2 separate regions of the Homo sapiens genome follow, and region 2 is linked to region 1. The links are chromatin loops, found by intact Hi-C in ENCODE. Cell type or tissue: chondrocyte. All regions are shown on one strand. Links, peaks and the distances in the headings refer to the core of each region. The heading gives the core; the rest is flanking DNA.

What was found. Hi-C counts contacts between places; a loop is a spot of excess contacts. Peaks named below come from ENCODE experiments on the same cell type or tissue, not always from the same donor. Only the 100,000 strongest peaks of a DNase experiment are listed, where the experiment ranks them.
Region 2: a loop joins it to region 1, with 2.6 times the contacts of the local background. A loop is called at or near these places in 2 of 110 quality-filtered maps.

The regions. Positions count from the first base shown.
Region 1 is chr15:65,527,843-65,536,926 of GRCh38, forward strand. HACD3 (3-hydroxyacyl-CoA dehydratase 3) reads left to right here and starts at 2,621. Exons shown (of 11, transcript NM_016395.4): 1 at 2,621-2,876. The coding sequence starts at 2,790. RefSeq lists an enhancer at 945-1,445 and a silencer at 2,484-2,703. In chondrocyte, for the core only: a CTCF peak has its summit at 4,392; DNase peaks (open chromatin) are centred at 2,618 and 3,085.
Region 2 is chr15:65,403,775-65,411,774 of GRCh38, forward strand. IGDCC4 (immunoglobulin superfamily DCC subclass member 4) reads right to left here. Exons shown (of 20, transcript NM_020962.3): 2 at 7,246-7,596; 3 at 6,404-6,545. Among named protein-coding and RNA genes, the nearest start is that of IGDCC4, 15 kb to the right of the region's middle. RefSeq lists an enhancer at 6,825-7,482. In chondrocyte, for the core only: no CTCF peak of the experiment used is centred there; no DNase peak of the experiment used is centred there.

The DNA.
Region 1 (9,084 bases), core at 454-8,453:
CTGGGCGTGATGGCGGACAGCTGTAATCCCAGCTACTTGGGAGGCTGAGGCAGGAGAATCGCTTGAATTGGGAGGCCGAGGTTGCAGTGAGCCGAGACTGCACCACTGCACTCCATCCTGGGTGACAGAGCAAGACTCTGTCTCAAAAAAAAAAAAAAGAAAAAAGAAAAAGAAACCAGACACTGTAGGTTCCATTTATATAAAATTCAAGAACAGAACAGACAAAAAAGACTCTATGGTGATATATCAGGATAGTAATTACTGAGAGGCAAAGATATTTTAACATGAAATAACCTCTGGGATACTGGAAATATTCCAGATCTTGATCTAGGTGATAATTACATGGATATATACATATAGAAAAATTCAGCTTAAACTGAATATTTAAGATTTACCCATGTTCTATATGTAAACTACATCTCAATGTTTTTAAAAAGTGCCCCATATTGCATCTGCATTGTAGTAAACACAATACAATAAAATACCTTTATCATAAAAAATATTTTATCGTTAAAATTCAAGACTGTCAACGTCACTGCTTTCATCAACTCATTCTTGGCAGATTGCATTGGTCTCCCATTGCTTTGCCTACTACCAATTCCTCCTCCTCTCTGACAGGTCTTTCTTGCTGAGCACATTTGATTTTACTAATCTCCAGGTTAACAAACTTCCTTGGCTCCCATGTGTCTGTGGGATACAGTATAGGCACCTCAGTGAAGCAAACAAAGACTTTCCTAATGCACCCTCTGCCTTTCCAGATTCAGGGCGACCTCTCTCCTCTATGCCTTTAATCCCTAGCAGCAGAACCTCCTTCCACAACCCTCTCTCTTTTTTAAATTTTAAGACAGGGCCTCACACTGTCACCCAAGCTGGAGTGCAGTGGCGCGATCTCGCCTCCTGGGCTTAAGCAATTCTCCCACCCTAGCCTCCCGAGTAGCTCGGACCCCAGGGGCGCGCCAACCACGCCCTGCTAACTGTTGTATTTTTTGTAGAGACAGTGTATTGCCATTTTTCCCAGGCTGGTCTCAAACTCCTGGGCTCCAGCGATCCTCCCGCCTCGTCCTCCCAAAGTGCTGGGATTACACGCGTGAGACGCTGCACCTGGTCCACATCTTTTCACCTGTGAACGAAGCAAGCGCCCTGTGCTTCCACGGCCTACCTGGTTCTTACTCAGTCAAATTCCTACTCGCATTTCACCATCCCGTTCTCAAGGGTTGGCTCTCAAATGTCTGACAATGGTTCCCACGGCCCTCAGTTCCTATCATCATAAACTCTTTGTGAGCTCAGCACATTCATTATATGAAAACTCTCTATATTTTATTCTGTCCACTCTTGAGCTAAATGTTTCCAGAGAGCTAGCAGAATTTGTTTTCAGCGTTAGATCCCTCTGCTAAACAAACGGGTGCTAATAGAATCACTTTGCTAAATAAATGGGAGCTAACAGGATTGAATATGAGTTCCATTTTTGTCCCAGAGTTCTAGTTTTCATATAAATATTTCTTCCCATTAAATTCTTCTCTGCAGAAGAACTTGGGGATGAAACCCGATACAGACAAGACAGCTTAAGTAAGACATAAATGAGTGTTGTCTCTAGTTTGAGTTTCCTATTTTTTTGAGACAGTCTCCTGCACTGTCCAATAGAATAGCCACCAAAAATATGGATATTTAAGTTTAAATTAGAAGTGAATAAAGTTGGCCGGGCGCGGTGTCTCACGCCTATAATCTCAGCACTTTGGGAGGCCAAGGCGGGCGGATCACCTGAGGTCGGGAGTTCGAGACCAGCCTGACCAACATGGAGAAACCTCGTCTCTACTAAAAATACAAAATTAGCCGGTGGCGCATGCCTGTAATCCCAGCTACTCGGGAGGCTGAGGCAGGAGAATCACTTGAACCCGGGAGACAGAGGTTGCGGTGAGCCGAGATCGCGCCATTGCACTCCAGCCTGGGCAACAAGAGAGAAACTCCGTCTCAAAACAAAACAACAACAACAACAAAAAAAAAACAGAAGTGAGTAAAATTGAAAATTCGGTTATTCAGTTCAAGTACTCAAAAGCCTCATGTGGCTAGTGGCTACCGTATTAAAGAGCGCAATGTGCAATATTTCCATCATCACCTACAGTTTTATTGGGCAGCGCTGCCCTGGTCTTTATTTTCCCTTGTTGGAACGCTCTTCCACGCTGCTCCCACACCATGTCCCCTATCACCATTATTATCCTCATTTCATCTGTAATTACTTGCATCTTTTAATAGGCTGGGAGTTCTAAGACAGAAGGGACTGTGTCTCACTTCTGTTGTTCCAGTGTTTAGCTTTGAAACCCAGGCACACAGTAGGTACTCAGTAAACAGAATGCGAAGGACCGTCCAGAGACACCAGTCCCAAACCCTTTTCCAGGCTGATCGGTCCCCCATAAGTCTCCAGCCTTTTTTATTTTAAAGCTTATTTTAAAGCATGTCCCTGAAGACGAGTGGGGAGAGCAGACCACCCGCTGATTCCAATTCCCTAGGCGGCCGCGGCGAGCTGCGGCGTCTCTGTGCCCCGGCCTGCCCCTATCCCGCCTGCGCCCCGCCCCCGCCCGGCTCGCGCCAAGGCCCGCTGCTGGCGCCGCCGCCATCCCGGCGCGTCACTGCGCAGGCGCGGCCCGCGAGCGTGGGGTATCTCGAGGTGCCGGGTTGCAGGCGCTCAGGAGCGCTAGGGTTTGAGGCCTGCTTTCTGCTCGCGCCAGCAGAGCACTACCTGAGGCAGCGAGGCGCAGCGAGCCTAGCCTCCCCGCGCCCTGGGCAGTGTGGCCATGGAGAATCAGGTGTTGACGCCGCATGTCTACTGGGCTCAGCGACACCGCGAGCTATATCTGCGCGTGGAGCTGAGTGACGTACAGGTAAAGGCCGGGTCGGGCGGCGGGAAGCGCGCGGGATCGCGGCTCCGGGTACCCGCCAGGACCCCTGCCCCCTTTGTCCGCGTGCGCGCCGGAGAGCCTGCAGTGCGCCAACAAGGTCGGCGACGCGGTGCGCTTACGGCGTGCTGGCGCTTTTCGAGGCTCATCTGCAGATCTCGGGCCGGGGGCACAACCCCCCGAGGGCTGCAGGAACCTTCGGGTCCCCAGAGAGCTCGGCCTGGGCCTCTCAGGCTACCCCGGGCCTCTTCTTTGTTCGCAGTCGGCGGCCTTCATGGAGCCCAGGCCCGGCCCTGGCTGCCTGGCCGTCGGGGTTCGAGTTGGCTGGGGCCCTTCGAGATGTGGGATGAGCTTGTTGGGTCAGGGGTGCGGTTGTGACAGCGGCTTGCTGGGCCGTAGCTGAATGCCTGCCGCTGGCCTGAGAGGTCCAGCCAGGCCCCTCGGACGTTACTGAGGCTGGGCGCTGCCGGAGGTGGGGGAGGGGGAGGGGTGGGGGGCCACACCCACCTCGCAACCGTTCAGTGATGGAAATCATTCTCATTACTTTTAATTTTAAAATTCACAAGAGCTGGAGGAAGTGATTTCCCCCTCTGTTCTGAAGGTTGTGAGCTCAGGTTTGCTGAGTTGCACAGAGAACTTAAAAAGTTCTTAAGTTACATTAAGCATTTCTGTTTGAGCTCCTTGGCCCTTAATGTAAGCAAGCTGAAGGCACGTAGTAGTGGAGACTCCAGGACCTGTGTATCCTCATGTCTCTGTCCAAACTAAAGATTCTGGGCTTTGAGAAACTGGAATTTTCATTCTGGAAGGTTCTTTCTTTCTTTCTTTCTTTTTTTTTCTTTTCTTTTTTTTGAGACGGTGTTTCGCTCTTGTCGCCCAGGCTGGAGTGCAATGGCGCGATCTCGGCTCACCGCAACCTCTGCCTCCCGGGTTCAAGGGATTCTCCTGCCTCAGCCTCCCGAGTAGCTGGGATTATAGACGCGTGCCACCATGCCCGGCTAATTTTTGTATTTTTAGTAGCGACAGGGTTTCACCATGTTGGCCAGGCTGGTCTCGAACTTCTGACCTCAGGTGATCCACCCGTCTCGGCCTCCCAAAGTGCTGGGATTACAGGCATGAGCCACCGCGCCCAGCCTCTGGAAGGTTCTTTCTACAGTCATTCTTATTGGAAACTTCTCCTTAACATCTATGGCACTTTGTCATCTCTTTCACTCCATTTAACTCTCTCTGCCTCTGAACAGGCATCTGCTTGGATCACCCGTGGATCCGGTAAAATGTAGGTGCTTTCTGAGTGTCGACTTGAATTTATTGAATTTAATATAATCTTTGCTTCTGGAATATAAACAGTTTTCCTGTTGAAAGATGAAGACAGTAGTGGCCAGAATGCCTTTAAATAGGCTATGACATTGCATGGTGTGTCGTTTAATGTGTTCATCCAGACTGAGGCTATACTTTTGGGTCAGAGTATGAGTAAATGTTCTGTGCTGTCTCCCTCTACTGCTCCACGGTGGTTTAATAGAATAGGAAAAAACAAACAAAATCTTTTGTAGATGGGGATCAAAGTCCCCGTCTAGAGAGGGTTCTTCCAGCAGTCAATAAAAAAGTACGGAACAGGCCAGGTGCTGTGGCTCACGCCTGTAATGCCAACACTTTGGGAGGCCGAGGCGGGAGGATCACCTGAGGTCAGGAGTTCGACACCAGCCTGACCAACATGGAGAAACCCCATCTCTACTAAAAATACAAAATTAGCCGGGCATGGTGGTGCATGCGTGTAATTCACTATGTTGGCTACTCGGGAGGCTGAGGCAGGAGAATTGCTTGAACCCGGGAGGCGGAGGTTGCGGTGAGCTGAGATGGTGCCATTGCACTCCAGCCTGGGCAACAAGAGTGAAACTCTGTCTCAAAAAAAAAAAAAAAAAAGTAACCATCTAAAAATTTTTGGGGAAAAATAAATCATTTTTCCCCCTTATTGAGTTTTTGTTTTCTCTGGGGTTTCACATCTGTAGTTTTGAGGCACCCATATTTCAACTACCATTAGTTTAAAAGCATGATGTTACCCTCATAAAAGAGTGTTTACATGTGTTAGCAATCCTCTAACACATGTAAGGTAGTACAGATTTACAAAGGTGAGTCAGACCCAGCTTTTCAAGGGCATGCTATCTAGAAGGAGGCGTATCATATACAAACAAAAAGTTTTGTGTAGGAGTATGTTTATTGGTAGAATTGGAGTTGGATGTTGAACCAGGTATCTGGTGTTAAAGGAATTTGTTACCTTTCTTTCATTTAGTTAGTGATGACTTCCAGAAATGAGAATTATTTTTGTCAAACTAAGACTGGGAGAATGTTCCAGAAAGAGAAAGGCATAGACTTTTAGACACTTGTAATCTCTGACTTAAGCCGTGTCAATGCCCAAAGGCCACCAATAACACACCCGTAGTTAAACAAGTTGGGTTTATTACTCATTGCATTGAGAGAGCATACTCCATGGGGAACCCTGGGGTGTTTCATTAGGAGGGTGTTAGAACTGATTATAGGATTTGGGTGTTGGTGATTAGGGGAGGGGAGGGTTAAGGAGGTTGGGTTTCACTTCAGATAAGATCCTGTAAGAAAATATGGGAGTTTCGTGGTTGGGTATCTGAATAAATCTTACCTGTAGGGCAGGGAGACTAGTATAAGAACAAAACTGTAATTGCTACAGGAGTAGCAGTCACTCAATTTGGCCAAAGGGTGTTTGGTATTTCGTGAGTGGCATAGCCACTATGTATTTGTCTGTGCTTATAACAAAATTGTGAAATGGCCTTTGTCTCATTTTATGAGGATTTCAGAGTAACCTTGTCTGAGGTTGGTATTCTGTGAGATTGTTTATGTCCCATAGGAGAATAACATGGCCTGGCTGTGAGTGCTATGCCTGCTTCTGGAGTGTCACGGGTTGCCTTTTTTTTTTCTTTCTCAACTGATTGCTCTATGCAGGGCCTGTTGAAACCAGTGGTTTTACATGTGCAGATTTGTTATTTAAAAAAAAAAAAAAGAAAGAAAAGCAGCCGGGTGTGGTGGCTCATGCCTGTAATCCCAGCACTATGGGAGGCCGAGACGGGCGGATCATGAGGTCAGGAGATCGAGACCATCCTGGCTAACACGGTGAAACCTCGTCTCTACTAAAAATACAAAAAAATTAGCCAGGCGTGGTGGCGGGCGCCTATAGTCCCAGCTACCAGGAGGCTGAGGCAGGAGAATGGCGTGAACCCGGGAGGTGGAGCTTGCAGTGAGCCGAGACTGCGCCACTGCACTCCAGCCTGGGGGACAGAGCGAGACTCCGTCTCAAAAAAAAAAAAAAAGAAAAGAAACCAGTGGTTCTGGCTCTGGATGAAGCACTTCATTTATTTGTTCAGTAAAAATCGTTTATGGAGTACCTACTCTTGTCTATCATTAAGCTAGGTGTGGGGTTCTTGGACAGCACTTTAACACTCTCTGCTTTCTATAGCATGACCCACAGCTTATGTGTAAGTGTGAGTTTTAAAGTGTTAAGTTCCAGTTTGGAGGCATTGGCTCTGTCTCCCTCCATCCTGACACAGGGAACTGTCCAGTCATCACATCTCTATTCTGTCTTGGATGCTGCAGGGCTAGTGACTATGAGAGAACACGGCTGATGTGAGGAGAAATGGTGGACAATAAAGACTTCAGCAGTGGCATCGTCTGTGCTTGAGGTGAACGGTAGCAAAGAGGCCAGCTAAAGCAGGGTTACTTTCAAGATTGAATTTACTTTCACGATGAACATAATGAACGTGTTTGTCCCGAGAAACATAGTTGTTAAAGCATTGGTTTATTTACAAGGTGCTTGTTTGTTTTGGGTGTTGTGAGCAGAGAACAGAGCGTAGCTGTGTTTGAGAGCTGTTTGAAAGATATTGTTCCTGTCCTTACCTAACAGAGTCTGGTGGAAAGAGTGCTAACTGAACACATGAGATTGGGTCCTTGTTCTTATTACACTTATGCTCTAGTGACCATGATTCACTTAACCTTTATGAACCTGACGCTCTTCATCCAGACAGATATGAACAGTAGTGCCTAACTCATAGGACCATTTTGAGATTTGAATTGGAAAATGGATTTGAAAGTGCTTTGCAAATTCTAGTGTGCAGTTCAAGTGAGTGATTATGATGATTGCGATATTAAACCTTAGATGAGAGGGATGGTCACAGAGCAATGGAAGAATAGAGCCTATTAGCAGACCTATTCATATATGAAAAGTTAAGGTATGACAAGAGGCGCTCTTACAAATTAATGAGGAGAGAATGACCCATTCAGGAAATTGTACTGGGACAATTGGTAATCCAAATGGCAAAAAGAAAATAAGATCCTGCCTTATGCCATACACAAAAATCAGTTTCAGGTGCATTAATGACCTAAACGCATAAAGAAAAACTACTAAAAAGAAATATAGGAGACTATCTTTATAATATTGGAAAGGGGGAGAATGTGTTAAGCAAGATGCACAAAACACAAACCCTAAAGACAAAGATTGGCACATTTAAGACAAACTTGAAGAAGACATTTGCAGTGCATATCATTGAGAGATGACTAATATCACGACTATTTAAAGAACACCTACAGACCAATAGGCAAAAGACGTATTACCTAATAGAAAAAGGGGCAGATAATATAAACATTTCAGAGTAAAAGGAAACAAGAATGACCAATAAGTCTGAAAAGATGCTTGACTGCAATTATGACCAGGCACATGTACAGGCATACCTTGTTTTATTGTGCTTTGCTTTATTGTGCTTTGCAGATAATGCGGTTTTGACAAATTGAAGGTTGTGGCAACAAAGTCTGTTGGCGTCATTTTTCCAACAGCATGTGTTCATTTAGTGTCTCTGTGTTGTATTTTGTTAATTCTTGGAATAGTTCAGATTTTTTCATTATTATTATATCTGTTCTGGTGATCTGTGATCAGTGATCTTTGATGTTAACTTTTTTTTTTTTTTTGAGGCAGGGTCTCACTCTGTTGCCCAGGTTGGAGTGCAGCAGTGTGATCATAGCTCACCGTAGCCTTGAACTCCTGGGTTTGAGCAGTCCTCCTGGCTCAGCCTACCAAGTAGGACTACAGGTACCTGCCTAGCTAATTTTCAATTTTTTAATTTTTTTAGAGGTGGGGTCTCATTATGTTGGCCAGGCTGGTCTTGAACTCCTGGACTTAAGCAATCCTCTTGCCTTGGCCTCCCAGATCCCTGAGGTTACAGGCTTGAACCACTGTGCCTAGCCTTGATGTTACTATTGTGATTGTTTATTATTTATTTATTTATTTTTGAGACAGGGTCTCACTCTGTCACCCAGGCTGGAGTGCAGTGGTGTGATCTTGGCCCACCGCAACCTCCGCCTCCCAGCCTCAAGTGATCCTTCCACCTCTGCTTCCCAAGTAGCTGGGACTGCAGGCATGTGCCACTGTGCCCAGCTAGTTTTTGTATTTTTTGTAGAGACGAGGTTGGTCTCGAACTCCTAAGCTCAAGTGGCCTGCCCACCTCGGCCTCCCAAAGTGCTGGGATTACAGGTTTGAGCCACTGTGCCCAGCCACCATTGTGATTGTTTTATGGCAAAATGAAATGCACCTATATAAGATGGTGAACTTAATCGATAAATGTATGTGTTCTGACTGCTCTCACTGGCCATTCCTCCATCTCTCTCCCTCTCCTTGGGCCTCTCCTCTGAGACACAACAATATTGAAATTAAGCCAGTTAATAACCCTACAATGGGGTCGGGTGTGATGGCTCATGCCTGTAATCCCAGCACTTTGGGAGGCTGTGGTGGGTGTGTCACTTGAGGTCAGGAGACCAGCCTGGCCAACATGGTGAAACCCCGTCTCTACTAAAAATATACAAAAATTAGCTAGGTGTGGTGGCGGGTGCCTGTAATCCTAACTACTCAGGAGGCTGAGGCAGGAGAATCACTTCAACCTGGGAGGCTGAAGTTGGGTGAGCTGAGATCACGCCACCGCACTCCAGTGGCAGAGTGAGACTCTGTCTCAAAAACAAAACAAACAAACAAGCCCTACAGTGGCTTCTAAGTGTTAAAGTGAAGAGTTGCACATGTCTCACTTTAAATCAAAAGCTAGAAATCATTAAGCTTAGTGAGGAAGGCATGTCAAAACTGAGACAGGCTGAAAGCTAGGCCTCTTGCACCAAGCAGCCAAGTTGTGAATGC
Region 2 (8,000 bases), core at 1-8,000, 120 kb before region 1:
GAGGGTGTTCCCTGCCCTCTGGGCTAAAGAAATAGAAAGGTCCAGAGACCTTACTTGAGAAACGATGTAATCTGGGATAGGGAGGTCTCCATGGGGGTTGGGGTGGTGGAGACCAGAGTGGGCTCCGACCTAAGGAGGGGGTGAATGGGTCCCTCGGAATCCTCCAACTGGGATCCCTACAGGGTCAGCTCCAGGTTGAGAATCCTAGTTTCTCAACAGAGCAAATGGTGCTGGCCTCTGGGATGTAGGCTGGGCCAAGGTCAGAGAGGGAAGGGGGCAGTTGTGCGCTTGGTGGAGATCCCTTAGCTCCTGGGGAAGTGGGGTCTAAAAAAATCTAAACATGGAACAGGAGAAGTAGTTCAAAGGCTGGGGAGGAAGAATGTTCTAAACAGGGGCCCTACAAACCTGCTGTGGCCCAAAGACTTAAAGGACTTAGAGAAAAAAAGCATAAATATGCCCTGCTCTTTCCTGCATCACACAGGCAAACCCACCTCTGCCCCCAGCCTCTCACCCTCAGCTCCAACAGCTGCCTACATAAGTGCTGGGGCAGAGCGAGAGAAAGGGACAGGGAGACAAGTGTGGCTGGAGCAAAATCCTGGGCCAGGACCCAGTCTGCTGCCAGAGAAGAACTGACAGGAAAGGACGAATTGGGGAAGGACAAGTAGGACCCACCTAGAAAACAGGCCCCACCCCCATCCATCTAACGTGCTCTTCCTCCAAGACCTTTCTTTCTCCTCTTTTCCTCCCTCGAACTAGCGAGCTGACTATGCTGCTGGGAACTGCCTACATTTCCTAACCCCAGTGTTTCTAGGTCTTTCCAGGGAATATTGTGCTCCAAGTACTCAAGAGGTAGTCTCTCCTTTGAAAAAATAACATTCCCTTAATGATGTGATTGAGTGAATGAATGAATGAATGAACAAATTAATGAATGAATGAATTCCTTTCCCCAGATATGGTGCTATTGCTGCAGCCAATAGAGGCAAGATGGAACCACTTTTAGGGTTCATCTAAAATCTTTTCTGGCCGGGCTTTTTGGGAGGCAGAGGCAGGAGGATTGCTTGAGGCCAGGAGTTGGAGACCAGCCTGGGCAACATGGCAAAACCCAGTCTCTACAAAAAATACAAAAATTAGCCAAGGCATGGTGGTGCACATCTGTAGTTCCAGCTATTCAGGAGGCTGAAGTGGGGAGATTGCTTGAGACCGGGAGGTAGAGGCTGCAGTGAGCAGTGATTGTGCCACCGCACTCCAACCTGGGTGGCAGAGTGAGTCCCTGACTCAAAAAAATCTTTTGCTTTGCTAAAATGTGTTTTTAGAAGCTCTGTCCTTGGAAAAGTGTTCAAAATATATTAGTTAGTGGGGGGGGGGGAGTAAAAAAACAGTGTTTATGAAGAAATTCTACTTTTAGAAAATAGAGAAAAGTTATATTAGGATATACATAGAAAAAGCCACAGGTGGCAAAGCTCGTGTGGTTTATGGGGGTTTTCTGTAGGAGTGAGATTACGGGGGATTCTTATTTATTGTGCCTGTTAAGTGGGTTTTTTTTTTTTGCAATTAATATGTATCAGTTAGGAAATATAAAAATTTTTAAATGTAAATTGCTAATAATCTGTGCCCTTGTACACTTTGGTTTGTAACTTGGGCTCTAACACAGAAGCACTGTGACATGCTGGAGAGAACTGGTTTCAATGTATGTGATTTTAGCAAGTGACATTCTGTATCTGGGCCACAGTTTTCTCATTTGAAAAATGGGTTAAATAATTCCTGTCCTGCCTTCTTCACAACCCTGACCCTCTTATTGTGTTTTGAGCTCACATTAGATAACGGACATAAACATATTTATGAATTGCAAGCTCTGAACACATGTTTACAATGGTGTAACCCATATACGTATTTCAAAAGACTGCAAGGAGACGCTCAAATTGGTAAAAGCTGTGTTCAGTCAGTAGGTGACTTTTTTCCCCTTTCTGTAAAGTTGGTATACTCTACCATTTTAAGAGAAATTCAAATTTCAAATAAAATAAAAGCTACTTATAAAATGAAAAACAATCTCAACTCGAAAGGAAGGGATGATTCTTTTTCCAGCCTCAAACCTGAGTCTGCTGCTCCTACCCACAAAAGGCCACTTGGGCCCCGAGGATTAAAGAACACAGAAGAAATGACGCAGCTGCTCTGAATTTCCCAAGGGCCAAGGAGCCCCCACCCTAAGCCCTTGAGATCCACCCAGGGCAAGGGGATACTGGCTGGAAGTCACATGAGATTGACAGAAATGGTAACCACTGGGAGAGGGTAGGGCCGGAGCCCATGTTATTTAAGTCCCTTAGTTCCATGTTTCTTAAAATGTGAGTGAATGGCGATAACAAAATGATTTCAAGTGGATCCAGATACATGGCTTTTTATCCTAGAAGTTACATTATTTATTTTTATGGCTATCTTCTATTTATGGCAAGTGTTGCTGGTTTTCCATTTTATTGCAGTGAGATAATGTTCCCTTTTAAAATGTGTTCAAGTTACGAAAGAGCGAGTTGATGTAAAGAAAATTATGAAGTGGTTGTGTAAATGGTATAAGTATGGTCACAATTATGAAGGTGGTTTTTGAATACCTGGGATTTGGGAAACATTGCTCTCATTGATTACTAGTTCCCATGAAAGAAAAATTATCCCCTAGATTATCCCCTATTATTAGAAAATAGTATGAGTACCGGGGATTTGCCTTGGGGTCTAGTCTTTACCATCAGTTCCAAACGAAGCACATACACCCTGACGCAGTGTGTTTATTAACTGCACATGTGCCACGTTACACCAAGGCATACGGTCTCCTTCAAACCACTGGGCTGAGTTTATGAATAGCATATTTGTGCATGCACTATATCTGGGCATGTGTAAAAATACATACCTTGGGCATAATCAAGTTGCTGTTTTAGACATTTCTTTATTCCCCCCACACAATGTGCCGGGACATGCGAGCCTAGCTTATTTATAGATGAGGATCACTTTTCAGAGGACTTGGGGGCAAACACTCCCAGAGTCCAAAAACTGGCAGCTCTGGCCTCCTGGGTTAGGTTTGTGGCTTCACGGGATGACGCCTGAGCTAGACGTTGGGGGTGGTGGGGAGGTCTGAAACCCACTGGTGTGCTGAGAAGCTTTGGGGAAGTAACTTCTCTGCTCCCAGCCACAGTTGGACTACAGATTTCTAAATCCACCATTAATTTTTTAAAAAATTAAAGTTGTAATGTGATACAAACTTCTTCAGACCTCACAGGTTCCGCACCCAGCCACCAAATGACACCTACCAGAGGCCTGTGTATCCTCCACGCAGGTCGCTGGAGTCTGACACTCTGAGTACTAAGCTGTGTGACCTGGGGCAAGTTATTTCTGCCTCTGATCCTCCAATCCCTCATTTAACAATCCAGATAAAAATACCTACCATATCCATATGTACAGACCTGGAAGGATGTTTATCAAGTGGTAAGTGAAAAAAAAATTAAAATTGCAACATAATCCCATTTTTGTTTTTGAAAAAAAAAAAAGATGATTCAACAAAAAACCTAGTATGTACAATATAATTTATTATTATTATTATTATTCTGAGACGGAGTCTTCCTCTGTCACCCAGGCTGGAGTGCAATGGTGTGATCTTGGCTTACTGCAACCTCTACCTTCTGGGTTCAAGCGATTCTCCTGCCTCAGCCTCCTGAGTAGCTGGGTTTATAGGCGCCTGCCACCATGTCCAGCTAATTTTTGTAATTTTGGTACAGACGGGGTTTCACCATGTTGGCCAGGCTGGTCTTGAACTCCTGACCTCAGATGATCCACCTACCTCAGCCCCCCAAAGTGCTGGGATTACAGGCGTGAGCCACTGCACCTGGCCTAAGTTTTGTATTTTCATTCCAGCCTGGGTGACAGGTGAAGTGGCTCAATTTTGGCTCACTGCAAGCTCCACCTCCCGGGTTCAAGTGATTCTCCTGCCTCAGCCTCCTGAGTAGCTGGGATTACAGGCATGCGTCACCACGCCTGGATAATTTTTGTATTTTTTTTTTTTTTAGTAGAGATAGGGTTTCACCATGTTGGTCAGGCTGGTCTCGAACTCCTGACCTTGTGATCCGCCCGCCTCAGCCTCCCAAAGTGCTGGGATTACAGGCGTGAGCCACCGCGCCCGGCCTAAGTTTTGTATTTTTTGAGAGATGACATTTCACCATATTGCCCAGGTTGGTCTCTAACTCCTGAGCTCAAGCGATCCGCCCGCCTTGGCTCCCAAAGTGTTGGGAGTACAGGCGTGAGTCACCGCGCCCAGCCATATTGATATGAATTTTAAAAATGCATCTGCTGGAATATCAATTAAAAGTAAATAGAGGAAAATGTGAAAATAAGAAATACCTACATTAAAGGATGATTGGAAGGGTTAAGTGAGAAAACATGTAAAAGGCTCAGCACGTGCCTGGCCCAAGGTACACTCCCATTAAGTGGTTCATGTTGTGACTTTCAACATGGGGAGATTTTGCTGCCTTCTGCTACCCTCTCTGGGGGGCATCAGGAGTAGGCTCTCGCGTGGTTCTCTCCTGCCTAGCTCATCTGTTCTGGGTTCATGGAACTCCCAGGAGGCACCCATCATCACACAGTGGTGACAGGCTCCACATTTAGAAAGGCACAGAACTTCAAATGTCAGTGTTAGAAAGGCTGGGTCAGCATTTCCCAGGGTTCACCCTCTAGAATGCTCATTCATGGGATGTTAAGGGGCTCCTGGGCAAACGAGCCTAGGAAGTGCTTCGTTAAACAAGGTCAACAGGATTCTCGATACAGCACTTCTCAGGGCCTTGCCAACTCCAGGAGGGAGATTTACAGGCAGTTTCCTGTTCTTATTTGATCATAGAATACTTCATTCAAGAAGCATTTAAAGGGACTAACATTCTATAAAGGCCACGCTTTGGGAAACCACAATCTAAATCAATTTTCATTTGTTTCCCCCTTTCATTTTATAGGTGGGAAGGAGAATAGACTGGGTGAGAAGTGACTCTCTGAGGACCAGTGGGGCTAACCCATCACCAAAGTCAACAGGATGTCTCTCTCTTTTTTTTTTTTTTTTTTTGAGACAGGGTCTCGGTGTGTCACCCAGGCTGGCTGGAATGCAGTGGCATTATTCCAGCTCACTGTAGCCTGAACCTCCAAGTGATCTCGCTCAGCCTTCCAAGTAGCGGGGACCACAGGCACCACACTGCCACACTGGGCTAATTTTTGTATTGTTTTATAGAAACTGGGTTTTGATATTTTGCATAGGCTGGTCTTGAACTCCTGGGCTCAAGTGATCCTCCTGCTTCGTCCTCCCAAAAGGTTGGGATTACAGGCATGAGTCACCACACCCAGCCAGGATCTCTTATGTATGGACCTCTCACCCTCTTCCTCCCTCACAACTGTCCTGTGGCTTTTCTACCCCGAAGTTTCTCCTACAACCCCCATCCTTACCTACACATGGGCAAAAGTCAGAGGAGCTGGGACAATGCAACACAGGCAACAGAAGGTTGGATCCAGGGGAGAAAGGGCAGTGTTTCAGAGCCCAAGGAGCCCCACCTCCACCAGGACGGGAGAAGGATCTAGCTGGTAACTACAGCTACCGAGATATAGGGAGAGGACTGCAGGGTGGCTGGGAAAGGCCTTGGAGCCACATTTCCAAAGATACGTAAGAATCCAGGGGGTGATGACTGAGTCATGAGACCAACTCAGAGACCACAGATGCAAATGAGCCTTGTGGTTTCTGGTACGCTGCATACACATCTGGACCTACCCAGGAAGCCACAAGAGGGACCAAGTCCAAGGTCTAGCCTCTGCTTCCCTTCCGCCTTGGAAACTCTTCCCTGGGATTGCTCTACCCATCCATTGCCTTTACAGGGAAAGAGGAGAGTGAAAGAGGAAAGACCTCTACAATTCACTTCTCAGAGGGCTACGCCCCACTGGATGGAATTGAGAGAGGAAGAGAAGTTATGCATCTAGAGTGGAAACTCCGGAGGAACCCTGAAAAGAGAAAACCTTCCCAGCAGCCTCGGGGAGCCCTCAACAGACAACCAACATTCTGCCAATGGCTCATGGTACGGCTTGGGATAAGCCACAGCTCCTCTCTGGCCTTCAGTCTCCACAATAAAGCAAGTGGTTGGACTAGATGTGCTGGGAAGGACTCTACTACTACACCTACCCAGGCTCCACAGCTCAATGGGTGGCTTCCTCCCAGGGAGCAAAAACTTCTTGTCCAACTTCTCTTTGGGACTAGACATGAGCCAGGAGTCAGGCGGTGGTTAACACTCAAGTCAGCTTAGGTAAATGCAGCTACCTCGACTCTAAGAATCTCAGTTCTGAGCACACCCCAGAGCCCTCTCTGCCCTGCCTACCAGGACCCGCTCCCCTACAGGGCACTCACCGAGGCTCCTCAGGCAATGTCACCTGGTCCTTCTCCCAAGTAATGATGGGAGCTGGCAGCCCTTCAATGTGGCACTCAAAGCGAGCTGTCCCGTTCTCCTCCACCGTCTGAGACTCCGGGTGCAGAGAGAAGTCTGCGAGTGCTGGGGACAGTGAGACACAGGCAGGGACGGGAAAAGAATAGGAGAGAGAAGCCACAGCAAGCACAAACAGTGAAACACATCCGCATGGAGACACAGAAACACACAGTCACAGAAACACACAGCAGAGCCAATTCAGACCGAGGGAGACACAACAAGAAGTGGTGATTAGCGGTCAGATACTGCCAGCAGAATGAATTCCAAAGCCCCCCTGCCCAACATCATCATGATGGTCAAACTATACAGTAAGATGCACACTTCTTCTGGCCTGAAAGTTACTTCATGGTGATCTGTGCCTCCTGAGAGCCCCCTAAGGGGTAAGGCTGGAGCGTGGGGTTTGGCTCCACATGTTCCACCTGCCGTGCAGGCAGGAGCTCCCTTAGGAGGCAGCTTTGTGCCTCTGACACAAAGGGGGCACTCTGGCAGGCTCCCTGGAGGACAGCACAAGCCCAGACTCTAGGACTCAAAGGGAAAGAAAAGCAGAAGGAACAGGGGAGTGGAGAAGAAGCGGGAAGATTATGGAATACCCAAGAATGAGGATAGACAATACCAGGAAGAGACCTATTGAGCAGGATGGGAGGCAGGGAAAGGGGGAGTGGGATCAAGAGAGAGGCATTTGTGCAAGTAACTAACTGCAGATCCCACTTCGCACACCCCAAGTCTGGGTTTCAGCCTCAGACCCCCGCCCGATGCAAGCACTTACTGGCAAGCTTGACGACAGCAGTCTGGCTGGCCAGCACTCCGAGGGGGCCGTGGGCTAGGCACGAATAGTTGCCTTCAATGACCCCCACAGCCTCAGGGACTGACTCGTCACTGCCATTGGGTGCTAGTGGCTGGGACAGCCACAGGGAACCATTGGGCAGCAGGTGTAAGTGGTCGTGCTCCAGCAGGGTGTCCCCATCCTTGCTCCAGGTCACCCTGGTGGGGGGTCCAGCGGCAGCAGCCCCCAGGCTACAGTTTAGCACTGCAGCCTGCTCTGGGCCCAGGATCACTTGCAGTGGCCCCACTCCACAGCTCAGCTCCACAGTCGTCTCCTGGGGCAACAGCAGCTCCCCTGCATAGAGGAGGAGCACGGGGCCATCAGTGTATGTCCCCCCACCTCCCACAGCCTCTGCTCCTGAGTCACCCATGCAGGGGCTGGGGCAAATCAAGGAGAAACACCTGCATCTGGATCCTGGCTCTCCCCTTACTAACTGTGACCTTGGACAAACTGCTGCATTCCTCTGTGCCTGTCTTCCCCTGCTGCTCAATTTCCTCATAGCAGCATTATTCATAATAGCCAATGAGTGGAAACAACCCAAAAGCCCATCACCTGATGAATGGATAGATTACTCAGCCATCAAAAAGAATGAAGGACTGATGCATGCTACAAGGTAGCAAGAAAACTTGACGCTAAGTGAAGGAAGCCAATCATAAGATGCCACATTTTGCATGATCTCATTTCTACGAAATGCCCAG